Linked DNA regions of Homo sapiens: region 2 is linked to region 1. Evidence: chromatin contacts called from ENCODE Hi-C or POLR2A ChIA-PET data. All regions are on one chromosome and are shown on one strand. Each heading gives the region's core, a stretch centred on a gene start or an enhancer-like site at or near the end of the contact. The rest is flanking DNA. Distances are from core to core; before and after follow the strand shown.

What was found. Hi-C counts contacts between places; a loop is a spot of excess contacts on that map. ChIA-PET counts read pairs that join two places held with the same protein, here RNA polymerase II (POLR2A). Pooled maps may share reads with other maps.
Region 2: a loop to region 1 is called in a map of IMR-90, with 2.4 times the contacts of the local background. The contact joins two enhancer-like sites. A Hi-C loop is called at or near these places in 6 of 168 maps with a recorded cell type or tissue (B cell, IMR-90, endothelial cell of hepatic sinusoid and 3 more) and 1 of 50 pooled maps. POLR2A ChIA-PET finds 5 or more read pairs at or near these places in 2 of 52 experiments (K562 and WTC11).

The regions. Positions count from the first base shown.
Region 1 is chr1:110,240,965-110,247,627 of GRCh38, reverse strand. It overlaps a transcript of KCNC4 not described here. Among named protein-coding and RNA genes, the nearest start is that of KCNC4, 34 kb to the right of the region's middle. RefSeq lists an enhancer at 3,667-3,716. Within about 2 kb of position 3,892, at least 2 of the 41 ENCODE cell types and tissues checked have a DNase peak (open chromatin) inside an H3K27ac peak, as active enhancers do.
Region 2 is chr1:110,289,958-110,296,620 of GRCh38, reverse strand. It overlaps RBM15-AS1 (RBM15 antisense RNA 1), which reads left to right. Exons shown (of 4, transcript NR_036595.1): 3 at 4,114-4,234. Among named protein-coding and RNA genes, the nearest start is that of RBM15-AS1, 46 kb to the left of the region's middle. RefSeq lists a silencer at 1,922-2,080. Within about 2 kb of position 3,885, at least 2 of the 41 ENCODE cell types and tissues checked have a DNase peak (open chromatin) inside an H3K27ac peak, as active enhancers do.

The DNA.
Region 1 (6,663 bases), core at 2,643-5,142:
AGCTGAGATTGCACCACTGCACTCCAGCCTGGGTGACAGAGCAAGACTATCTCAAAAAAAAAAAAAAAAAAAGAAAAAAGAAAAGACTTCACAGAAGAAATCAATATATCTAGAAGAAAGCCAGGCCTGGTGGCTCCCACCTATAATCCCTACACTTTGGGAGGCTGAGGCGGGAGGACTGCCCAAGCCCAGAAGTTCCAGACCAGCCTGGGTAACATGGCAAGACCCCATCTCTACAAAAAATTAAAACTTAGCCAGGCATGATGGCATGTGGTCCCAGCTACTCAGAGGAGGATCACTTGGGCCTGAGAGGTCAAGGCTGCAGTGAGCTGTGATGGTATCATTGCACTCCAGTCTCGGTGACAGAGCTAGATCTTGCCTAAAAAAAAAAAAAAAGTACCTGCACTCGTATGTTTACTGCAGTATTATTCACAATAGCAAAGACATGGAATCAACCTAAATGCCCTGCCCACCAATAGATGATTAGTAGATAAAGAAAATGTGATACACATACACGTGGAATACTATTCAGCCATAAAAAGAATGAAATTATGTCGTTTACAGCAACACAGCCGGAACAAGAGGTGAAATACGTTAGACACAGAAAGACAAGTATGTTCTCACTCATAAGTAGGAGCTTAAAAATGTGTACACATGGATGTAGAGAGTGGAATGACGGACAATGGAGACTCAGAGGGAGAGAGGGTGGGAGAGGGGTGGACAATGAGAAATTACTTAATGGGTACAATGTATGTTATTTGAGTGACCGATACTCTAAAAGCCCTGATATAACTACTGTGCAACTAGGCATGTGGCAAAATTGCACTTGTACCCAATAAATGTGTACCAAAAAAAAAAAAAGAAAAGAAAAAGAAAGAAAAGACTTCACAAAGGATGAGCAGATTCACAGGTGGAGGAAAGCCAGGGGACACTCCAAGCAAAGGGAAGCGTGTAACCCAAAGCAGGAAAGTACATACATTCAAACACTTCTATGTGCATGGGATTGGAGTGCGAGTGTGTGGGAGGGAGGGCAGGGACTGACTGAGGCCCAAAAGAGAGGCTGGGACCAGACGGTGAAGGTTCTGGGGAAGCCACGCTCAAGCTTCTAACCTTTATCCAGCAGGGAGTCAGAGAAGACTTTTCGGAAAAGGAAGGGCATGAGGAGACTTGTCTTTTAGCAAAAGCTTGTTCAAGGAGCTGTTCTGTGGCTGGAGGAATCTTCTCCAACTCCCTACCCTCTAGTCACACGGTTGTAAATGGGGATGAAGTCTGACTCATGGTTGGTAGCTAAAAATGTTTTCTGGACCCCAAGTGATAGATGTGATTCCTAAATACAGGAAGAAGAAAGCATTGGCAGAGGATGCAAGGTGGCTTCTGAGGTCAGGATGGAGTAAAGACTCCTTCTGGGATCTGGAAAAGGCTGCAAGATGACTTTTATAGATTGGTGATTTAGTAGCTGATACTCTGGCAGCCTTGAGGTCGGGTTAACATGAGGTCAGAGAAATCCCAGTTTGGCATTAGCTTAGCCACTGGACAAGTGAGGCAAGAAACGGGCTTGGACTGTTTTTATCCCCACCATCTGGATGGAGATAAGAGCTGGCTTTGATTTTTCTCACCCTTTACATCGGAGAAGCCCAGAGTACTTCATGGGCATTCCCTACGATGCTGGCCACTACCTCCTGCAAGAAGCAGGTCAAACAAGGGCAGCTAGAGCTGGAACAGGCACAGATAGTACAAAGAGCCAAGAACCTCTTCGTTCTCTGAAACATCCTCCTTGATACCCACCCTCTCAATGTCAGAAAGAGGAAACTGACTTGTTCAACTTCTAGTTCTACCTGAAGACAAGATACGTGCACTGAGCAAGCTTCTTCAGGCCAAGAGAAGAGAAGAGGAAGAGAAGAGGCAGTGTGGAGGAGAGATTTTGGGATGGTTCCATAGTCAAGCCAACTCTGTTGGGCGTGTGTTATGGGAGCGGGGCCAAGGGGTCTTAAATCAGCTTCCTTATGGTTGCTGGTATGTTTCTAAGTGGCTAGTCTTGGAAGAGAGTGGACTTTAGGGTCCTATTTCCACTTAGGGTTGTACAATCACCACGTGCAGGATAACTACCATGTTGAAAACACTGACCGGAGATAAGTCTTCTAGCTTCTGACACTTTTTGCCACGAATTGATCACCAGCTGGGTCTTCATGTGAATGCCATCTGACGACAGGGAGAGCAGAGAATACTGAAGCCCAGAGCAGCAGGGTGAACTGAGTTAGAACTTGAGGAATGGACCTAGGTCTGCCAGCTCTCGGCCCCATGTTTAAAACTGAGCTCCACAAAATGTCAAATATTTTATTAAAGCCAAAATCCAGCCGGATTTCCAGCTGTGATCCAAATACCATATACAGGTTCAGTTGCCTCTCTGTCACAGAAGCCGCCAGCACTTAGGTTGAGACCTTCTGATCACTCATGTCTCCCCTTCCCTCCTCCGCCAGACCTACCCCTCCAGCCCCAGCCCCTCATGGGGAGGCTGTGGGCTGGGCTGTGTTCCTTTTCTCCTCAATTTAGCTTTCCTCAAAGGTTCTCTAGTGAATTGGGGAAGGTTCTTAGAGCTCATTCAGAAAAGAAGGGAGAGAGGAAGGAAGGAAATTAAACCTTATAGAATGTCAAGTTATTGAGCTAAGTAGGAGGCACACAGGATCTCATTGGAGCTTTATGAGAACCCGCTGAGGTGGGCAGTATTATCCCCAATTTTGCAAACGGGGAACTGAAGCTCAGCCAAGTTAAGCAAGTTGCCAAAGACTGCACGGCCCATGGTGGAAGCGAGGCTGGAGTTCGGGCCCCCTAATTCCTGTCCACATTCAGGCCCAAGTAGAGCTGACCTGAATTCTAGAGAAGTCAGTGATGAAGCAAATGCCCCACAGTGCAGACACCTTGGATTGGGCTAAATGGCAGCTCTGGGGGCCACTTGGCTCCAGTTACCTTCATAGCCTCTGCTGGTCCCATGTCTAATTTCTGGACTGAAGGTTCTTCATATTGTGTGTTGGGGGTTGTGGGGAGAGGAGGGGAAAAACACAGAGGTGGCGCTGCTGGTGATCAGGGAAGGAACCAGCCCATGGCAGAACCTCAGGTGGCCTGGGCACCTCCCAGGGCGAAGTGTGCTGGTGTGTGTGAGGCATGGTGCAGTTCTTTGAGCTGAGACAGGCAGGGCCCCTCAGGCTAGTCCTGATCCATCCTGGAACTGGGTTTTGTTATTTATTATTATTATTTTTAGACAGAGTCTCGCTATGTTGCCCAGGCTGCAGTGCCGTGACTAATTTAGAGGTGCATCATAGTGCACTGCAACCTCAAACTCCTGGGCTCAAGCCATCCTCCCATCTCAGCCTGCTGAGTAGCTGGGACTACAGACGTGTGCCACCGCACCCGAGTTAGGGTTTGTTCTAATAAGGGAAATAGTATTCCATTACACAGCTTAGATTCCTAAACCTCCATTTAGAAAGTGGATTAAGATCTCTTCTCCCGAAGCCGGTGGCATCCACAGTTAGAATAAGAACCCAGAGTGGTCTTGGTCTCAAAGTAACCCAAACCTTCCACCTGCCAAGGATGGGGTGGCGTCAGGCTAATCCCGCCACCAAGCCAGCCTGTGAAAAATAATGATTACGTAAAGAAAACATCCCGGAAAAAGAACCCCGACTAATCTGTGCTGGACTGGAACACATGCCTCTTGTTCTGACCTGCCTCCAGAGTGAAATGAGCCACTTCTGCCTTGCATTGTTGCCCCTTTCTTCTCATTCACGTGCTTGCTCAGCAGACACCCAAACAAAGCGTTTGGGGTTTGCCCAGCTGTTCTATTTCCAGCCTGTTCGGTTCATTTTAGGCCCCGCAGCCTCTGCCCACAGCCGGGTGCAGGCCCTCCTCCTTCCCCTCCTCTGCCCCTCCCCCTTCCCTACCTGCTTTTTCTCTCCCTGCTCCGCGGGCTACTGCTCCTCTCTCTGCCACTCTCCCTTCTCCCTCTTCCTCCTCTTCATCTTCCTCTTCTCAGCTTCTGAGATCTGCTTTCAGTCTTCCCCTGTGCTTCCTCTCACCTCCCTGCCTCCTTTAATCTCATTCCCAGGAGCTCACAGGTGTGTGTGGAAAGGACTTGGGGCAGCTCCTGGCCCCAGCAGGTCCGGGAAGCAGGTTAGAGAGAGGAATGGAAGGTGGGGCTGAGGTGCCCACGTGCAGGGAGCAGCCTTTAGAGCCAGCAGCTGTGTGGGTCTCCGTCTGGCTTCTCACTGCTTCGGGAAGCAAGCACACAGGTGTCACCACTTCTGGGTCGCTAAGGCGGAAATGGTCATGACAGTGAGTTGTCTCATGAGCACTGGTGTCCCAAGGCCCTGCCTCGAGTTGGACCTGCCTCCATCCTCTCAGTCCACAGTGAGAGGCCCTAGCAAGGAATTTCTGGAAAAGGACTTCTAGTGCTTCTGTTGTGCTCAGGCCTGCCAGGCAGGGTCTGTCAGTGTCAATAGGGAAGGACACACACTGAGCACTGTTTACTGCCTGGGTCTAGAGCCACTTCACATATCCCACCTCCATTTACTCCTCTGGGCAAAATCTGGAGATGTTTCCTTCTCTCCATTTCACAGACCATGCTTAGAAAGGTTAAGTCATTTGCCCAAGGTCACGCAGCTCACAAGTGGCAAAGCCAGTGGAGCCAGAATTAGCAATCTGGCCGTGGACCAGAAATCGATGGCAGTGGTGGTGCTGGTGCCAAGGGGCTGGCCACAGAGCCAGTGTAGAAGCATGGTCAAAATCGCCTGTGAAATCTATCTGTGAGATCTCCATCAAATTACTCTCCAGTTTCCTCACCTGTAAAATGTGAGTGATAAAAAGAGCCCTTACCTCCTGGGGCTGCTCTGATCCATTAAGCCATGTAGGGGGCTTGGGCTGGTCGTAAACACTCAATCCACGTTAGCTATTATACCTTCCAGAGGCACCTGCCCTCTGACTCTGGAGGAACACCCAAGTCCTCGACAGAGAGAAAGCCAGAAGAATGATAATCCCTTGCCTCCAGTGGTGCTTCAGGAGTTCCAAAGGACCCATCCATCCACTCTCATTTAATTATCATCCCACCTTGGATGAAGGCAGGGGAAGCTTAATTCCCATTCACAGATGTGGAACCTCAAGCCCAGCAACAGCGTGGGATTGGCTCAGACCCCTCTGGAAACAACCCTTGCCAGCCTCTTTTTCTATGTCCACTTATGTAGCAGGAGTTTCATCCAAGAGCACAAACCTGAGCACCTAACTAGCACTCGGAGAGTTGGGGTGGGTGGGAGGCTCACAGAACACCACTAATGAAGACTGAGAAGGAAGCAGACGGAGGGAGAAAGGACCCAGGATATAGCCCCCCCCGCTGTTCCAAGTTAACTGTGATGTAAATTGAAGCTACTAACATCAGGAAAGAAAGGCCCAGATGGCTGAAGCCTGGAGAGTTGAGGGGAAATGGGGAACTTTGGAAGGGAGTACTGATGGTGAGGGTGGCGTGGGTGAGAGGAGACTTGGCTGGCACATGGTGGTGGGATGGCAGAGTGAGAGGTCCAGCATCCCGGATAATTATTCTGGACAAATCTTACAACCCAACCATGGACTAGAATGACAGGGGTGAAGGGCAGAAGTCAGCAGAGGGCAGCTAATTCATTCACTCCTTACTCATTCACTCATTCCTTTGTTCACCTTTGAGCTCCTGACCACTGAGCAGGGGCTGGAGGTAAAAACATTAATAAGGAAAGCATCCATAAATGAGTAAACAAGCAACAAGTTATCACTGCAGTAAGTGCTATAATGGAGGAATATTCAAGGTTCTGTGAGAGCATAAAGGACAGAGGAATTCTACCTGGGAGAGCCCAGGAAGGATTCTCAGAGGTGACAGTTGAGTGGGCCTTGAGGGATGAGTAAGAGTTTGCCAGGCTGAGGACACAATAGTAGAATGTAAGAGGGGAGCACAAGGAGCAGGAAGATCTTCCAGACAGAGGCAGCCTCCATTGCATATCACTTTGGATTTCTCTTTTGCGCTCCACGTCCTTCTTTGTTAATTGGAGTCAGGCCAGAATTCCTTGTAGAGCTCTGGCCCCTAATTTGACCCACACAGGAAGTTTTGGATTTCTTCCTCTCCTAATCGAAAAAATTATCTATCCTGCTTGGAGCTCTCTGGTGCTAGGACTTCCTATCACAGAGAACAAGGCTGTCACTCCACAAGTTGAGAGAAGGTCAACAGTCCTATCTCCTGGGAAATAAAATATACATGGACCCTAAATTCATACTAGAGTGCTGATGACTGACACAAAATACTTTCTTGTGCATAGGTCAGAAAATGAAGAGAGCAGGACGACTCTGGAAATGTGTGTTTATGTTTAGGTGCCAGTATGTAAGGGGACAGTAGTTAGCAAGAGCCTCTGGCAGGGGTGGGAAAGAACCCAAGCAGAAAGATAGAGAGTATTAGAGAGCAACTTTCCAGTCCTGTCCAGGGAAACCCAGCTTGTCACCACCTAGCACCGAGGCCCAGAGGGAGCCTGGTATCACTGGAGCCTTCTTACCTCCCTGCTGCCCTCAACATCCCGCCCCCAGGCGCCCTGGGAGCTGGTTGCCATCTCTAGTGGGGTGCTGACAGAAATGAGGTCCCTAATCAATTTTCCAGGGGGGCAG
Region 2 (6,663 bases), core at 2,636-5,135, 49 kb before region 1:
TGCTTTATCACTTTTTTTTTCTGTAAAACAAAACAAAACTGGGAAATGTTACAGAATCAGAGTATTAAAAAATATACAAGTGTATATGCTTCCCAGACACACATGGATACATTTTTCCTCCACATTTTCACCATGGCAGTATAAAGTAGTGAGTGTGAATGACACAGCATGAAACTGGTTACTGAATCAGCTATGAGCTCAGATGGCCTCAACATACATACTTAAGAAATGTTGCATGTTTAAATAACTGAGAGTGTGCTAAATCTCATCCAAAAAAAAGGAGGAGAGGGGCTGGGGAACTCAGGCCACAGTCATGAAAGGATGAATACAATTTCTAGGTTTAACAGGTTCACCATATTGAAGTCTTTGATAATCCAATATGGAATATCAATTATTTTGCAAAAGGTAGAGAAAGCAGTTCTCAACTTTTGCAAATGAAATACAATGGAAAAACACTGTTGTATATATTCCAAATAAATAGTCTTGATTTCATCACTAACAAAACAACAGGAAGGGTACTCGTGAGCATCTCACAGTTAAGTCAGAAATGATCATTCACACAGGTCTGATTTCAGAAGTACAACAGCAAGATGCAGCACCATAGACACATCGGTTTCGGCTGTTAAAAGATGGATCATTTTAAAAACTGCGTTTTCCTTACTTAATTTTTGGTCAGTGAAGCTAGCAGTTGTTTGCTGAACTGTGGAAGAACTGCAAGGTCACACACATTATTCATGATAAAGCAACTGAGCTGACATGTCTGTGCTTAATTCAGAATAACCATTAGTGGGAGGCTGAGGCAGGAGAATGGCGTTAACCCGGGAGGCAGAGCTTTCAGTGAGCTGAGATTGCGCCACTGCACTCCAGCCTGGGCGACAGAGAGAGAGAAAAAAAAAAATAGAATAACCAGTAGGAGAGAGAGAAAATACAAGGAGTTAACGACCATCGCCGGTGCTCTCTCAAAGGAAGAGGGGTTAACAGATGAATTTACAAAGGTATGCAGATCTATACAGAACACTGAATGCCATGTGTAAATCCTCATGAAACTCCAGAAACGGGAACACCACACAATGTATATACTTTGATTTACACATTCCGTTACAAAGGAAAAAAAGACACCATTACAACTTTGTAACTGTGTTAACTGCAATATAAACCAAGTCCAGAGTTTGGCAGGTAACTAAAAGAGGGTTATCACCTAGGTTATATGGCGAAAGTGTTGATGTATATTACATATAGTAGCATAATTAATAAAAAAGTATTATTTAAATTAGATCACAGTGCTGCATTATGTGCATAACAGTGTTTGATATAGTATTGGTGGGCTGGGACCTGCAACACTAAGGACTTAACTGTCAACACTGGGAAGTCATAATCAAGAGGAAACACAGAGTTCCATGTTTTCTTTTGGTGGCAAAAAAAATCCTGAAGATTAAAGAAAAGTACTTCTCTACAGAAACATAAAAATCAGTTGCAACATCTGGGCAGCTGTGATCCACCAGAAAGAAACGAGTCCCAACCTGAATTAAAGGGAAAGAGAAATCACATGGAATTTAATCCAATCTCATCTAGAAAAGCTTCCCATTGGTCGGGCGCGGTGGCTCACGCCTTTAATCCCAGCACTTTCGGAGGCCGAGGCGGGCGGATCACGAGGTCAGGAAATCGAGACCATCCTGGCTAACAAGGTGAAACCCTGTCTCTACTAAAAATACAAAAAATTAGCTGGGCGTGGTGGCGGGCGCCTGTAGTCCCAGCTACTCAGGAGGCTGAGGCAGGAGAATGGCGTGAACTCGGGGAGCGGAGCTTGCAGTGAGCCGAGATCACACCACTGCACTCCAGCCTGGGAGACAGAGCGAGACTCTGTATAAAAAAAAAAAAAAAGAAAAGAAAAAAAAAGAAAAGCTTCCCATAAATTGGAGTCACTTGTACGTAACTCCAATTCCTTCTCCAGGAGCCCTTCTAGGAGAGGTGCAAGGCCCCCCACACAGTGGAATGAGTGGAACCTGCGTCAGTAGCCCTTGGCCGGGGCAGTCCTGGCGTGGTGCAGGACTCGGAGCTGGGCACAGAAGGCGTCCACCTGGTTCTCACTCTACAGAGCCCACTACCTGATGCTGTCCCTCAGGCAGGAGCCTCCTTCAACACAACGGCCCCTCCCAGAAGTCTCTGTGGTAGTAACTGCTGTGGCCAGCGAGCACCAGACACATTGAATGCCTCTGCAAAACAAAACAAAACTCCATTCTTGGGAAAGGCCTCTGGCACATTCCTTCTTAAAAACTCCCAAGATTGAGACCTGCCACAATCGTTTTGGCCATGGTTTTCTCCAACCACCAGTGATATGGGTTTGGTTCATTTTAGTTTCAGATAGCTGGCTTCACCAAAGAACTCTTGAAAGAATACTGATTAGAGAGGAGCAGGGAAGTAGGAGCTTGTGGTATATTATAAAGCTGGGAAAAATCTATGATGCAAACCCTTTCCACATAGCACTAGATAAAGGTAAAAGACAATTATAATAGAATAAAAATAACTGTCTATGTGTATATCATTTAAGAAAAAAAGAGTGACTGTCTCTTTCTCTTAAATGTGTCCGAGGGCCAACAGCAAGTAATCGTAGATGTCGTGGTGTTGATGTGTTCACGGTTGGTTTCCAAAGCATCTTTAAATATTGCTACAGTTCCCCGTTTCCCCCTCCCCCCTGCCTCGTGTGAGTATGTGAGATACTGAATGACACATGAACTGCCACTTCTCCCAGCAGGAGAAATGAAAGCAAAAACACCACACCTCTTAGTGGTGTTCAGGTGATCTGTCAGACTAATGGATACATATGCTAGTTTGGAAGCTGAAAGAACACCTGACGTTTGGGAAGGAATTCCAAGACTCAGGTGAATGGCACTTAAGCAAAATATTCTTTCACAAATAGGCTTGTGCTTAAATTATCTACTGCTCTTGGAGAAGAGAATAAGAATAAGAGAGGGTGCCTCCTGCCCCTTAGCTTGTTAAGGACGCGGACAACCTCATTCTGCAATGAATTCACTACAAACAGCCACATACACATCGATACTTTTTGTTTTTGTTTTCAACAATCAAAATACAAAGTTAAACACAATTGAGCCATTGTTTTGGTTATGCATAATGTGCATGCCTCCAAAAACAGAAGAAAAATAGGAAGAAGTACCCTCACTAAAGGTTCCCTGACAAGTCTTCCGGCAGATCCAATGAAGGGAGACTCAGGAAAATCACAATTAGAAAGCCACCCAATGAGGTATTTATGCAAAAAGAGTGGTTCTGGAGTTAAGAACACACTTTTATATTTCTCTGTTTCTCAAAGAGATCAGAAAAGTAAATCACATAAATTGCATTTTATTATTTTTTAAAAGAGCCTCTGCCTCTTTAGAAAAATGAAATGAGGGGAGACAGCCCACAGTGGGGATTTAAATTGGAAGAAGTCCTCGGCCAGAAACAGTCCCGAATGTTTAACCTCTGCCTTTCAGGAGAGAGGTCTGAATTTTATCATGTGGGGGGTGGGATGAAGGTGGGGGACTGAGCTGGAGGTCTTTAGGCTTGGTCAGGTGACAACACAAATCAAGGTGTCGCTCAGGCTCCACAGCTGTGGATGGCTTTCAGGGTGTCAGATGTCTGGGAAGATGGAGGGAACATAGCACTGCAAAGATACTTTATTCCCATCTACACCCTGAACAAATATGCTGGAAGTATTCAGTTTCAGGTCATGAATTCGACCTGCTGTAGAGGAGTAGGTTTTTTCAGGTTCTGTCATCAGCAACCCACCAATGCCCCATCTTTAATAGGTGAGGTTCCAATAAAGGTTCTGTCTGCTCCCTTCCAGCCCTGACAGCCCAGGCCTATAAGCTGACACCCAGAGAAGGTAAAGAACTTGCTGTCCCTGCACAGTGAGGCAATGGTGTGAGTACTTGAACTTCTGCATCTTAAATCAGTTACTGCTTCTCTGCTTTACCCTGGAGTGTTTCCTTTACAGCTCAATAAATATTTCATCAGTGGTGACTCAGTATAATCACCATCCCCCATGCCATCCCAGGCAGCTTACAACCTAGAGACTGTCACTGCTCTTTGACATATTCTGTCACTTTGCCTCCCCAGGTCACCATCCTCTCACTCGCCTCTGACTTTTCGCACAGGAGAGAGCTGGTCGAATAGTACAATTCCCCGATGTGAATGGGGAGAAGCTGGGGAAAGGAAGAATGATCTTCAGGCAGTAAGGGTAAGAGGAGCCACTTTTCCCATCTGAGTAAATACCGAGAGAAGATGAATGTGAGGCTCTTGGAGATTAGCTGTCTGCTGGGAGAGAAACACCTTCATTGATTAAATACAAAATCTGTTCTGGAAAACATGGTCGTTGGAATAGTTCTTAGCAGATCCTTGCACCGGGCTTGTAAAAGCTAAACAGCCTTCTGCTCCCAACCTATCCCTCCCACTTGGGGGATTTGGAGAAAGGGCTAGGGAGAGAGAGAGGAAGAAGTGGTGCCCAGGATGCCACAGGGAGAGGAGAATGAGCTAAAGGTAGAGAGTGTGAGGATATGGTCAGAGGGTTATGCCCCTGACAGTCTTGGGCTGGCAAATGCAAGGACCTTTGGGGGACAGTGCAGGGGCTGACGAGGCAGGCTTGAGGATGCTCTGGTCACGTGGATACTAGGGCCAGAGTCCTCTTGGCTCAGGCACTGTGTAAGGAAAGAAATGTAACTTCCTTATTGCCTGTCCACTCTCCCTCAAAACAAACACTCTTTTCTGTTTAAATAGTAGGAGACCACCCTCTCCGCAGGAGATAGCTAAAAAAGAAAAAATAAATATATAATAGGAGACAATATCTTGAGAAGGTGGAAATGAGACCCTCCCCCGCCCCAGGGGAAAGTGATAGGAAAGCTCAGCTAGAAAGCTCCCGAGAGAAAGTGATAGAAAACAGCCTGGACCAGGGCCAGAGAGGAGCAGGAGGAGAGAAGATCCATCAGTGTTCGTGTCCTAGTGGGAAAGGAGGAATGTACTGACAGCTGGGATGTGATGGCAGACTGGTCTAAGGGTAGGGCCTGCGGGGAGAAGCTGCTAGCAGAGGGCATATGGGGTGAAGGGAATAGGGGGAGCAGAGCTTCAGGTAAAGGAGGAAGAGGTACTGTTTCTCCATTTCCCTCTGGGCTTTTGCTATTTAATTGAGTAATTCCTGGCCCCAGGGCAACTCTGAGAATTTCTCTGGCTTGCAGTAGAGTTGTCACTTTATTACCTTCAGATTCTGTTTGGAGTTTTTCCTTCTGAATTTCCTCAAATGGCCCAGCTTTGCCTTGCCATTTTGGTGGGTTTTATTTTCTCTGCCATCTAATGTCCCAGGGGTCTCCAGACAAGCACACCTTTCTGAAAGCCTCTGGGGGGTGCCTTTCTCTGAAAGCCTGGGCCAGGCCTGGGAAGACTCACCCACAGGCTGAGATTTGAGACCTTGTCCCCCACCCCTATGACCTTCCTAAAACACAAAACTCCCAGGCAGTGTCTGAAATGCCTCGACATGAAGGGAGCTAATAGTAATTTCTCAGAAGAACATAGGCTCTTCTTTAGTCCTTGGATTTAAAGCGCAGATTCCAAGGAGGATAAATTGTCTTGCCAGGCTGGGTAAATCTGTTGTCAGGCAGCTTTTCTCCACTAAAAAAGAGATTAATCTGATTACACCTATAGTCACCTGGAACTGTTCCATCTCTGAAATCTTTTTTTTTTTTTTTTTACAACTTCTTGTCCAACAGACACCTCTAAAATCTTAATTTTAAATATACCACCCTCAGGATATAAATCTGTTCATTCAGCTTTTCCCCAAACCTGTCATTCTTCCTCAAGACCTTCAGCCCTAGACCTCTCTGAGTCTACCAGTTCCTCCTGATGTCCCTTCCTTTCCTGCCTGGGTCCCTACTCAATGGTTGACCATTTGACCTAACCTTCACCAGCCCCTTGTATTCTGACTCTGTGTTAGTTTTCTGGGGCTGCCATAACAAAGTACCACAAGTTCAAGGGCTTAAAACAATGGGAAATGTATTCTCTCATAGTTCCAGAAGCCAAAAGTCCAAAATGAAGGTGTTGGTGGGGCCATGCTCTCTGTGACGGCACTGGGGGAGAACTCTTCCTTACCTGTTCCCGCTGCTGGTGGCTCCTGGCCTTCCTTGGCTTGTGGCAGCACAGCTCCAATCTCTGCTTCCTTCTTCACATGGCCTTCCTCCCTGTGTGTCTGTGTCCTTTCCTGTCTCTTATAATGACACCTATCATTGGATTTAGGACCCACCCTAATTCAGTATGATCTCATTTCACATCTGCAAAGACCCTGTTTCCAAATGAGGTCACATTTCAAGGTTCTGGGTAGACATGAATTTTGGGGAGACACTATTCAACCCGCTGTAGCCCCATTTTTCCTTCTATTGCGTTCCAAATTCCCCAAGCTTAGCTCAGGCCCACAGTTGGGCATCTATCTTCCTTTTGGCCTTGGGGCAGCTGAGCTCTGTTCTTGGCTCCTCCTGCTCTTTGCTGGTTTCAGTGCTTCTCAGCAAGAGTGCCTCCTACAGCCTCTTCTTTCTTTTCCCTCGGGAAGTAGCACCCCAGAGATGGCTGAGGTCTGGGGCAGGAACTCCTCCAAATTCAAACCTTAAGGCCAGGCACAGTGGCTCA